2 separate regions of the Mus musculus genome follow, and region 1 is linked to region 2. A link is a loop called in an ENCODE intact Hi-C map of the cell type or tissue named here. Cell type or tissue: heart. All regions are shown on one strand. Each heading gives the region's core, and the rest is flanking DNA. Links, peaks and the distances in the headings are about the cores only.

Evidence for each region. Hi-C counts contacts between places; a loop is a spot of excess contacts. Peaks named below come from ENCODE experiments on the same cell type or tissue, not always from the same donor. Only the 100,000 strongest peaks of a DNase experiment are listed, where the experiment ranks them.
Region 1: a loop joins it to region 2, with 3 times the contacts of the local background. A loop is called at or near these places in 2 of 42 quality-filtered maps.

Annotation. Positions count from the first base shown.
Region 1 is chr1:86,507,188-86,512,559 of GRCm38, reverse strand. No RefSeq gene overlaps it. Among named protein-coding and RNA genes, the nearest start is that of Ptma, 17 kb to the left of the region's middle. In heart, for the core only: a CTCF peak has its summit at 3,007 (motif pointing left); a DNase peak (open chromatin) is centred at 2,989; H3K27ac peaks cover 2,127 bases.
Region 2 is chr1:86,361,636-86,367,007 of GRCm38, reverse strand. The region is part of intron 1 of C130036L24Rik (RIKEN cDNA C130036L24 gene); the gene reads right to left. Among named protein-coding and RNA genes, the nearest start is that of C130036L24Rik, 4.7 kb to the right of the region's middle. In heart, for the core only: a CTCF peak has its summit at 3,117 (motif pointing right); no DNase peak of the experiment used is centred there.

The sequences.
Region 1 (5,372 bases), core at 105-5,104, 150 kb before region 2:
CAAAATGAAAGAAGAGAGAGGATGAAGACGCAATCTGATAGCAGGATGCTGAAGTGTGTATGTGTATGCACGTGTGTGTGCATGCTGTGTGTGTGTGTTTGTGTGCATTGGAGGTATATGTGTCTGGAGTGGTGTGTAGGTATGGATACCCACAGAGGCCAAAAGAGGACACATCCTGTTTTTTTCACTCTCTGTCTCATCCCCCTGAGACAGGGCCTCCTACTAAGCCTGGAGCAAGGCTGGCAGCTAGCTGGAGTCACAGGCTGTGTAAGCCACACCCAGCTTTTTATGTGCACACTGAGACTCAAACTCAGGTCCAGACGCCGGTACAGAAAGCACTCTTACCCACTGAGCCACCTCTCTAGCCCACTCTCTTTCTGTAAAGGTGGGATGAGGATAGGAAGGAAGCGCTTAATAAACTGAACAGAGCTGCAGATGCTGGGTATCAGGATGAGGCCATTTGAGACCAATTACTGAACAACACATTGAGGATTATAGAACAATGCAGGGGAAATTGCACACATGTGTAGGAGCTCCCCTCCCAGAAAACCATGCTGCCACTGGGGTGGTTCCTCTGTGCCCTGTGTCTTGCACCAGAAAGGTACTCTGGAACCAGTCGCGGAAGGGAATCAAGTCCAGGAGCTCTTGGACAAGGGCCCATGTTTAGAATTCAGACTGTCAGACTCGAATAGTGGGTGCTTTTCACTCTGGATGCAGGGGTCAGCTTTCTAGGCAAAGATGTTGAAACGTAAGTTGTGTGAGCTGGTGAGAGAATGTCAACTGCTGTGGTGGGAAGGGCATGCACTCACTCACTCATTCATTCATTCATTCATTCATTCACTCTTTCATCAGCTCCTACCACTGAGCACATGCCTTTTGCCAAGTAAAATGAGAATGAGGAAGGGGTGTTGCTGAGGGGAGTATGGTGGGCTCCTAAGTTTTTGCATCCGGAATCAAGAGGTTCCCTTGCTAGACAATGGCAGGGTCAGAGGCCAGGTCACAGAGAAGCCCTAGTAGCCCCATTTTTCATCAAGATCAGTTACTGGGTCTCAGGGCAGGAAGATGCAGAAGAGAGAAACATAAGTGGCTTCTCTCAGCCTCCCCCCACCCCCAAAATGACCAAAGACTGAAGGGATCAAGAGATAGAACCCGGCAGGCTGGGCCCGGCAGAGGTGGCTGTGATGAGCATGTGGGAGGGACTAGCGGATGGAAGCCAGTAGCCTGATTGACAGGCTGCTGGGAACAGTTGGGTGGGCAGCCAGGGCTCTTCTGAGCACCAGCTTCCTGCTGCCCAGTGCCAGCCAGGCCAGTGGGCTAGGGGTGGGGATGTGGCTGGCCTCTGACAGGGGTTGTGGTGACTGAAGCATTGGGCAGTGCCAGGTGCCTGCAGGCCTCCATCCTGTGCTCCCCAAGGACCAGCTAATTCACTTGAAGAGGAGCTGGGCAGCTAATGAAGACAGCAGCCCTGTCTGGCGGCAGCTGCTCCTCCCTGCCAAATCCCATACACAGCTGACCAGTGGACAAGGGGCCAGACTTTTGACTCTTTAGAGAAGCAGAAGGACCTTGAGAGAGAGTTCTCCCTGTGATTGACAGAGCTGGGAGAGAAGAGACAATGCTATCCTGAGCTACAAAGGCCTTCATAGGGTGAAGCCGGCTGGGAGGGAATGTGGGGTTGCCCTGGTGGGAGGAAGGAAGAGGAACCTTGAACACAGGGTGTTTGGAGGACTGGACCCTAGCAAGACTTGAAAGTGAAGCCCCTGCTGGGCGTGGTGGCACACGCCTTTAATCCCAGCACTCAGGAGGCAGAGGCGGATTTCTGAGTTCGAGGCCAGCCTGGTCTACAGAGTTCCAGGACAGCCAGAGCTAAGCAGAGAAACCCTGTCTCAAAAAGACCAAAAAAAAAAAAAAAAGAAAGTGAAGCCCCAAAGAAACAATTCAGTTGTAAAACAAAGCCAGGGTCTCTCCAGGGCCTCTCTGCTGATGTCACAGGCAGTCCCCCAGCTCCATTCAAGTACAGGGGTTTAGTGGCCACATGCTGTGTGAGTCTCTGCAGGGTTCTCACCTGACACAAATCCTCAGCCAGAGAAGTCAACTCACAGGAAGTGCACTAGAGACTGTCCCCAGTTTCTATTCACTAGGGCCCTAGGCCTGGGCGCCTCATGGCCCTCAAGGCCACCTGAAAGGCAGGAACTATCAAGAAGACCCATTTTACAGTTGAGCAAACTAAGGCATAGAAGATTCACTCACTCACTGAAGGGTCTCCTAAATGGTAGAGGTGGATCTTCAGTGACTGTTATGCATAACATCCTTGACCCTGGGTTAGCAGGGCAGTAAACAGTCATAGCTACCATTCTTTTTTCTTTCTTCCTTTCTTTCTCTCTTTCTTTCTTTTCTTTTCTTTTCCTTTTTTTTTTTTTTTTTTTTTTTTTTCAGTTTTTTGAGACAGGGTTTCTCTGTGTAGCCCTAGCTGTCCTGGAACTCACTCTTGTAGACCAGGCTAGCCTCAAACTCAGAAATCCACCTGCCTCTGCCTCCCAAATTCTGGGATCAAAGGTGTGCGTCACCACTGCCCGGCCATAGTTACCATTCTTAAGGAACCAAAGACCTTATTAGCAGCTGCTGGGGTCAGAACAGCGGGAAAGGATTGCCTTTGGATTTTTCTCAATGTTTGGAGGAGTCCCTCCCAGGGGTGAGCAGCCCCCAGCCTTCTGGGGCTGTGTGATCTTGCTGCAAATAAGCAATGGGTGATAGGTGGCTCTTTGTAAGTGTGACGGCTGCTATCCTGCTTCTAGGTATCTTCCACACGGTCCCCCTAGTTCATCTCCAGAGCTATGCTGAAAGGGACTGAGCAGAGCCTAGAGGACTGGCTGGGCGGTCCTCAGGCATGGTTGCCTCCTCCTGGGACCTGGGGAACAAAGGGGAACTGGCTTGGGAGGGCAGGTGGCAACCACGTGCTCTCCCAGCTGTGGCTAGGCCTGGTAGAAAGGGGCCTTGAGCGCCCTCTGCGGGTCTGGGAGCTCGTGGAGGGAGGAAGTGGCAGTTTAGGGCAAGGAAGGGCTGGCTGGGTGCTCTGCAGGGAGTCCCTGTGGGGGAGGAGGTGATATACCCTCCTGTGACTGGGTCTTTGTCTGCCATGGGTGTGGGGATGCATGTGTGGTATGTGTGGCAGTGTGTGCATCTCTGTGCTTACTAACATGTAATGTATGCATGCAGTGTGTGCAGATGTATTTACTGTTCTGGTTTTTTGTTTGTTTGTTTTTTGTTTTGTTTTGTTTTGTTTCCCCAAGACAAGATTTCTGTTTGTAGCCCTGGCTGTCCTGGAACTCACTCTGTAGACAGGCTGGTCTTGAACTCAGAGATCTGCCTGGTCTGCCTCCCAAGTGCTGGGATTAAAGGTGTGGGCCGCTGCCTGGTGTGTTTACTGTTTATATATGCACGTCTGCACCTGTTTTTGTCTGAGCGTGCATGTGTTATATGCATGAGTCTGTGTGAGAGCACATCTCTTCACTATAGTGTTCATGCCCACATCTGTCTACCTGGGTTGGCCCTCCGGAGTAGGGGTAGGGCATAAACTAGAGCTCCCAGGGCCTGGGAGAGGTGGAGGGAGACTCGGGGAGGTGGCATCATCCAGAGCCATTCTCAAGCTCATTTGGGGGTCTTGTGGAAAAAGGGAGGAAGGGAGGCAGGGGCAGGTAGATCTCTGTGAGTTCAAGGACAGCACGATCTACATAGTGAGTTCCAGGTTAGCCACATAGCGAGACCTTGTCTCCAAGAAGGAAAAAAGAGAAAGAAAAGGGGTAGAAGCTTGCCTCCAGAATCCTTGCAAGTACTGTGCACAGCTGTCATGGAGTTTCGTAGCGCTATGGGAGGCCACGGTGTGCTAAGGCTCTTAGGCTACCTGTAAGAACCCAGAGAGTCTCCTCAAGGAAAGCCAGCCTCAACTCAGACTCGAGGGATAGGGAAAGCCTGGAACAGGAGGCAAGGTACACGTTTGGGGGGAATCGGGGCACAGAGAACAGAAAGCTGGGAAGGGGGAAGTGGGAATACTGTAGCATCAAGGGGTGAGGGCCAGGGGTGGATAGCAAGGCCAGAGGTGGGCTGAAGTCTGGGCAGTATGGGATTTCCGTTTGGGGGACTCACAGGACCCACATTCTAGGAAAGAGGGCTTCATGTTTCTTATCTGGATTTTGTTTGCTTTTTGAAACAAGGTCTCTCGAAGTAGTCCAGTTTGACCTCAAACTCTCAAACCTCCTGCCTCAGCATCCCGTTCAAGAATTACAGGCATATGCCACTGTGATTAACTATCAGGTACCCTGCCTGTACCTCCTATACACAAACTCCTAAATCCTGAAAACGCTCACATGCTGGGAGGTCATTGGTGACCTCAGACAGACACACCTGAGTCCTGGGTCCTTCCCACTGACGGCCGGGGGCGTCATTCAAATCCCTGCTCCCAAGGCAGGGTGCTGACCACTCCATGCCAGCTGCAGCAGCCTCTGGTGCAGCCTCTTATGCCACCAATGCCTCCTTTGTGGACTTGGGAGGGTGGCCTGAGAGAGGCCCTGGGCCTGGGCCAGCCTGGTCCTGTCACTGGGTGGTACCAGCCTGGCTTCTCCTTTGGCTCAAGCTTCAGCTCGTCCTGGTCATCTCCAACCTAGAGGCCAGTGCTCTTGAAGGCTTCTACTCAAGTAACTGAACCCAGGGGAAGGGTCTCTGACTAGACATCCATTCTAGCTCACTAAAAACGAGCCATGTCTATGCACACCTCCATGGGGGAAGAGGAGAGGGTGGTTTTTCTGAGCTAGTGGAGTCTCAGCTCCTGGCCACACTGGACTTGAGGTGGCCTGCTTCTGCTCCGACACCTACGTCCCTGCCCTCCCACACTTGCTCAGCCCAAGGCCCTCCCTCTATTACCTAGAGCCGAGGTATGCTTACCACTGTCCCCTAACCAGGAGCGGGGGGGTGGAGGGTGGGGAGCAAAGGTGCCCACCACTGACCACACCGAGGACAGTGTCCAAACCTCCCAATGATTCCAGGGTAATACAGGCACTCCAGCCACAAGCCTGTGAACTCCTGCTGTCGTCCCCTTGAATACACTCATGGCCCCTCAGCTGCCTAACCTCATGTTTCCTTCTCTTTCCTCTCCCCACCCCTCTTTTTATTTATGTGTTTATTCATTTGTTTGAGTTTCATGTAGCCCAAGCTGGCCTCAAAACTTACTGTGTAAGTCGGGCAGTGGTGGCGCACACCTTTAATCCCAGCACTTGGGAGGCAGAGGCAGGCGGATTTCTGAGTTCGAGGCCAGCCTGGTCTACAAAGTGAGTTTCAGGACAGCCAGGGCTACACAGAGAAACCCTGTCTCAAAAAACCGA
Region 2 (5,372 bases), core at 237-5,236:
GGGGATAAAAAGGAGTCAGAAGACTTGAAAGACCATTCAGGCCAGTGGCTGGGGCTGCTATAGGGACTACTATGATGGTGTCCGGGGAATCTGCTCCATTATCAGGTGAGGACTCTTTGGCTGCCTCAGGGAGACTCAGGGTGGGGGTGGGGGCCATGTTGACCCTGACACTGGGCCAAAAGCATTAACAGGCTACTTCACACAAAGCAAGCATGGCTGTGGGGGTATGGTGGTTCAAGCCAATAATTCCAGTTCTTTGAAGGCCCAGGCAGGAGGATTGCCATGGATTTGGGTTTAGCCTGCGCTACCTAGTGAGTTCCAGGATAACCTGGACTACAGTTAGACTTTGGCTACAGATGTCTACAGTTAAACATTTTTAAAAGGGGCAGGGCTAGAGATGTGGCTCAGTTGGAAGAGTACTTGCCGAACACACAGGAAGCCCGGAGTTTGATTGCCAGCATCTCTTAAAAACTGCACATAAAGCTGGGCGTGGTGGCGCACGCCTTTGATCCTAGCACTTGGAAGGCAGAGGCAAGCGGATTTCTGAGTTCGAGGCCAGCCTGGTCTACAGAGTAAGTTCCAGGATAGCCTGGACTACACAGAGAAACCCTGTCTCGAAAAAACAAACAAACAAACAAAACCTGCACATAAAGTTGGAGAGATGGCTCAGTGCTTCATGCTCTGCTAGCGGACCTGAGTTCAGTTCTCAACACACAAGTTGAGCTGATGACAACTGAACTTCCAGTTCCTGAAAAATAAAAGTATGAATATATGGTTTTTGGGAGGACAGGGTTTCTCTATATAGCCATAGCTATCCTGAACTCCCTTAGTAAATCAGGTTGGCCTTGAACTCAGAGATCTACCTGCCTCTGCTTCCCAAGTGTTCAGATTAAGGGATTAAAAGCATGCACCACTGACAATAATTTTTAAAATAATTTATTTTTTATTGCATGTGCATTGGTGTTTTGTCTGCATGAATGTTTATGTGAGGGTGTCAGATCCCCTGGAACTGGGGAATCCAGTTACACACATTTTTTGAGCTGCCATGTGGTTGCTGGGAATTGAACCTGGGTCCTCTGGAAGAGCAGCCAGTGCTCTTAACTACTACTGACCCATCTCTCCAGCCCCAGGCAATAATTTTTTAAATAGCAACAGATACTCAAGATTGCTTGGGTGTGATTGTGGAGTCAGGCTATGGTTGATATTCTCCAGCCTTCTGCAGGTTTCTGTAGGTTAAGTACTCTCCAGGCTTGGACAGATGGAGACCTTGCACATAGAAGACAGGTTGAAGCCCTATCTCCTTAGACTCTCTGAGGCAGCTTTTCTTTGTCATGGCTCTACTTTCTGTGTGCAGAGCCTAGGGGGAGAGGACAGCTGCTTGCTTAGTCTTCTTTGTGATCCAGATGTGTGAAATTTGTTTTTAAATATTTGATGTAACTTTCTTATTTAGCTGGAGCCTGAGACAATCCATTCCTAGAGGATTGTCTATCTAGGAATCTTGGATTGTTTCTCAAATCCTTCGGATTTTCTCCAGTGGACTGCTAGGTCCCCAAGTGGTACAGTGGACAGCAATCCAGTGCATGTCAGCAGGGAGTGGGCAGAGTTTGCCTAGGGTTATGCAAGTTCGGAGCTGACAGTGGCAGCAGGCTAAGTGCCTTTGGAGCTTCTGACCTGGTGTTAGAGCTTAGTCAGACTCCCCAGAGTTAGTGCCAACCCCTACATTCATACCTCTCCCCTCCTACTCAGACCCTTCTCTGACAAACTTGGAGACTGTAATGTAAAAGGCTGCACCTTTATCCAGTGGCTCTATTAAGTATTCTCCTGATAAGATGTGGACTTGTACACGTGTAAGACAAAAGTATATAAAGGGTTCTTTGCTAGGTTGTAATAATAGTTAAACACAGCTCTTTCTGCAATGTCTAGCAACAGCAACTGGTTAAGTAAGTGACCCTTCCATGCAATGAACACCCTGTAACTATCAAGAATAGAGCAGCGGATGTAGGTGGGATTATGAGATGTAGTTAATAAAAAACAGGAGAGTCCAGAACAGTGTATAAAGACATTTGTATAAAACACAAAAATATGGCTAATTGTAAATGAACTGATGGAATCTTCTGCCACTGCGCTGGAGCCAAGGGCCTACAAGAGAGTGGGGCAGGGACTTAGTTTACTGTGTTTTCTGTGACTCTTTTTCTCCCTTTCTTTCTGAAGACTGGGTTGTGGGTATCACTGTGCTTAGTTCTTTTTGCATTCATTTGAAAATAAACTACCTGTGCCCACCTACTCTACCATGCTGGGTCTTGTGATCCTGGTTACAGGTTGGGAGGAGGGACCGTGTTTTCCTCCAGTTTGAGGCATTTAGGCAGTCTCCTACTGGTTTCCTTTCCAGATCTTCAACCTGAAGGTTGTAACTCTAGAGGATGTGGATCTGACTTACCCTACTGTTGGTACTTAGGCATACTCACAAAAAATAAATAAAAGAAAGAAAGAAAAAGTAAGTAGTAATTATCACCTCCATTTAATAGAAATCACTGAGGTTCAAGACTATGTGTGTAAATGGGACAGAACTTCACAATGGCCTACTCATTATATGCCATAATGGTTCTTACAAAGACGTCCCCACAGAAGCATTTTGCCTTTTTTTTTTCTTTTTCTTTAAGATTTATTGGTTGTGCCGGGCGTGGTGGCGGACACCTTTATTCCCAGCACTCGGGAGGTAGAGGCAGGAGGATTTCTGAGTTCGAGGCCAGCCTGGTCTACAAAGTGAGTTCCAGGGCTATACAGAGAAACCCTGTCTCGAAAAACAAAACAAAAAAGATTTATTGGTTGTGAGCCATTATGTGGTTGCTGGAAATTGAACTTAGGACCTCTGCTCGTTCCAGCCCCACGATTTATTTATTATATGTAAGTACACTGTGGCTGTCTTCGGACATCCCAGAAGAGGGCGTCAGATCTCATTACGGATGGTTGTGAGCCACCATGTGGTTGCTGGGGATTGAACTCAGGACCGTTAGAAGAGCAGGCAGTGCTCCTAACCATCTCTTCAGGCCAACCCTCGCCCCCTTTTTAAATATATATACTGTTGCTGTCTTCAGACATACCAGTAGAGGGCATCAGATCCCATTACTGATGGTTGTGAGCCACCACATGGTTGCTGGGCCTCTGGAAGAGCAGTCAGTGCTCTTAACTGCTGAGCCATCTCTCTAGCCCATGTTTTTCAAATCAGTCAATTCTTGAAGCCAACTGCCTTTCTCTGATGCTTACTTGGCAAGTTATTTGTTTTTGAGACCGGGTCCACGTTCCATGTACACCAGGTTGGCCTCAAACTCCCACAGATCTCCGATTGCTAGAATTAAAGGCATCTAACACCTGCACTGGCCTTCTTTGGAGTTTAAGACAGCATCTCTCTTTCCCTGCCTCTCTGTGCCTATCTACCTGGACTTCCTTCCCTTTCAAAGACAGTTTATTCTCCCAAGATGCCAACACACCAGCCTATCTTCATGCCCATGTTTCACTCATTAATTGGGCAACTGAACCAGCTGACAGTAAGTCTTGCCTTCCACAATTTACATGTGGCTATCTATGTACACTGCTACAAGAAAACCATCCATTTCTTTGTTCCCTTGTTCAGGGAGTGGCCCTTCACTCAAGATTTCTTCTGCACTAGGGAGTCTGTGGCAGGAAGTCAAGGCTACACTTGGGTCAGTTGTAGACCGGCCTAGAGTTTAGAATAAGACATTGAAAGAAGAAAAACCTTTTTTCACATATGCCTGCCTCAATTCCTCTCTGGCTATCTATTGGCTCCTTTGCTACGGGCCTAACAGTCATTTTCTCCCAGGGCATGTGTCCTCAAAATAAAAAATTGTCATCTTCTGTAATACCCACTACACACAAATGATGGTACTATTATCCTTACTATTTAGACAAAGAAACTAGAAGGATGGGGCAGGGTGTTTCTCTTTTTCCTTCTTCGATACAAGGTCTTGTGGTTTAGACCAGGTTGGCTCTGTACTAGAAATTCTTCAGGATCACTGGGATTACAGACATATGTTACTGTGCTTGGTTGTTTTGAATCTCTCTCTCACTCACTCATTCATTCATATAGGATCTTGTCTGGAACTCAGTCACTCAGGTTGTTAATTCAGGCTTCAAATTCATGATAATCCTCCTGCATTATCCTTTCAAATGCTGTGATTATAGGTATGAGCTACCATGCCTAACTTTTTTTTTTTTGTACCTTATGTGGTATATTTATAACTGATTTTTTCAATTAGTTCTTGCTGAAATCCAGGTGCAGAGAAACACACCTGAATTCCAATGGTCAGAAGGCAGAGGCAGAAACACAATTTCCAGGTGCCTTAATTATAGAACCCTGCCCAGGGATGGCACAACCCACACTGATCACTAATTGAGGAAATTCTTTACAGCTGGATCTCAGGGAGGCATTTCCTCAGTAGAGGATCCTTTCTCTCTGATGACTCTAGCTTCTGTCAAGTTGACAGAGAAAACCATCAGTAGACCAAGCCAACCTGGGCTACCTAACAAGACCATGTCAGAAAGAAAAAAAAATGGCTGAGTTGTGTTATCAGATGCTACAACTAAGAGAGAAGCACATTTAAATAAACAGTAGGACCTTTAACGTGGGGAACTGACTTAGAGATTTTGTTATTCTTTGCCAGATGACTCTGCAGATAAAGTGCTTACATTGAAAGTATGAGGACTCAAGTTCAGATCCCTGATATCCCTGTAAAGAGCATGAGGTGGGCAGCACAAAAACTGTAACCCCAGTACTTGGGGTAGGGTTGGGGGGTGGGGGGGCAGAAACAGGAAGATCTCTGGCATATGCTTCCCAGCCTATCTAACCATAAAAGGTGAGATTCAGTAAGAGATCCTGCTCAAAACATAAGGTAGAGAAGGGCTGGGGAAGTTGGTTAGTGCCTGCCTGGCATGCACAAAGTCAAGATTAATCTCCGGAGCAACATAAACCATAAGTAGTAGCACACGCTTGAAATACAAGCACTTGGGAGAGGCAAAAGAATCAGAAGTTCAAGGACACTCTGGGATACATGAGATTGTTAAAAAAAAAAAAAAAGGTAGTGATAGAAAAAGACACCCCGGATTAACCTGTTGCCTCTACATTTGAACTCAGGCATACCTCCCCCCACATACATACACATCCAATCTCCTATTAGCTCTGTAACTGGCCAAGTTAACTCAATGCCAGTGGTTCTCAGCCTTCATAAGACTGTGACCCTTTAATACAGTTTCTCATGTGGTGGTGACCCCCAACCATAAAATGTTTTATTGCTACTTCATAACTAATTTTGCTGCTGTGAATTGCAATGTATGCAGGATATCTGATATATGACCCC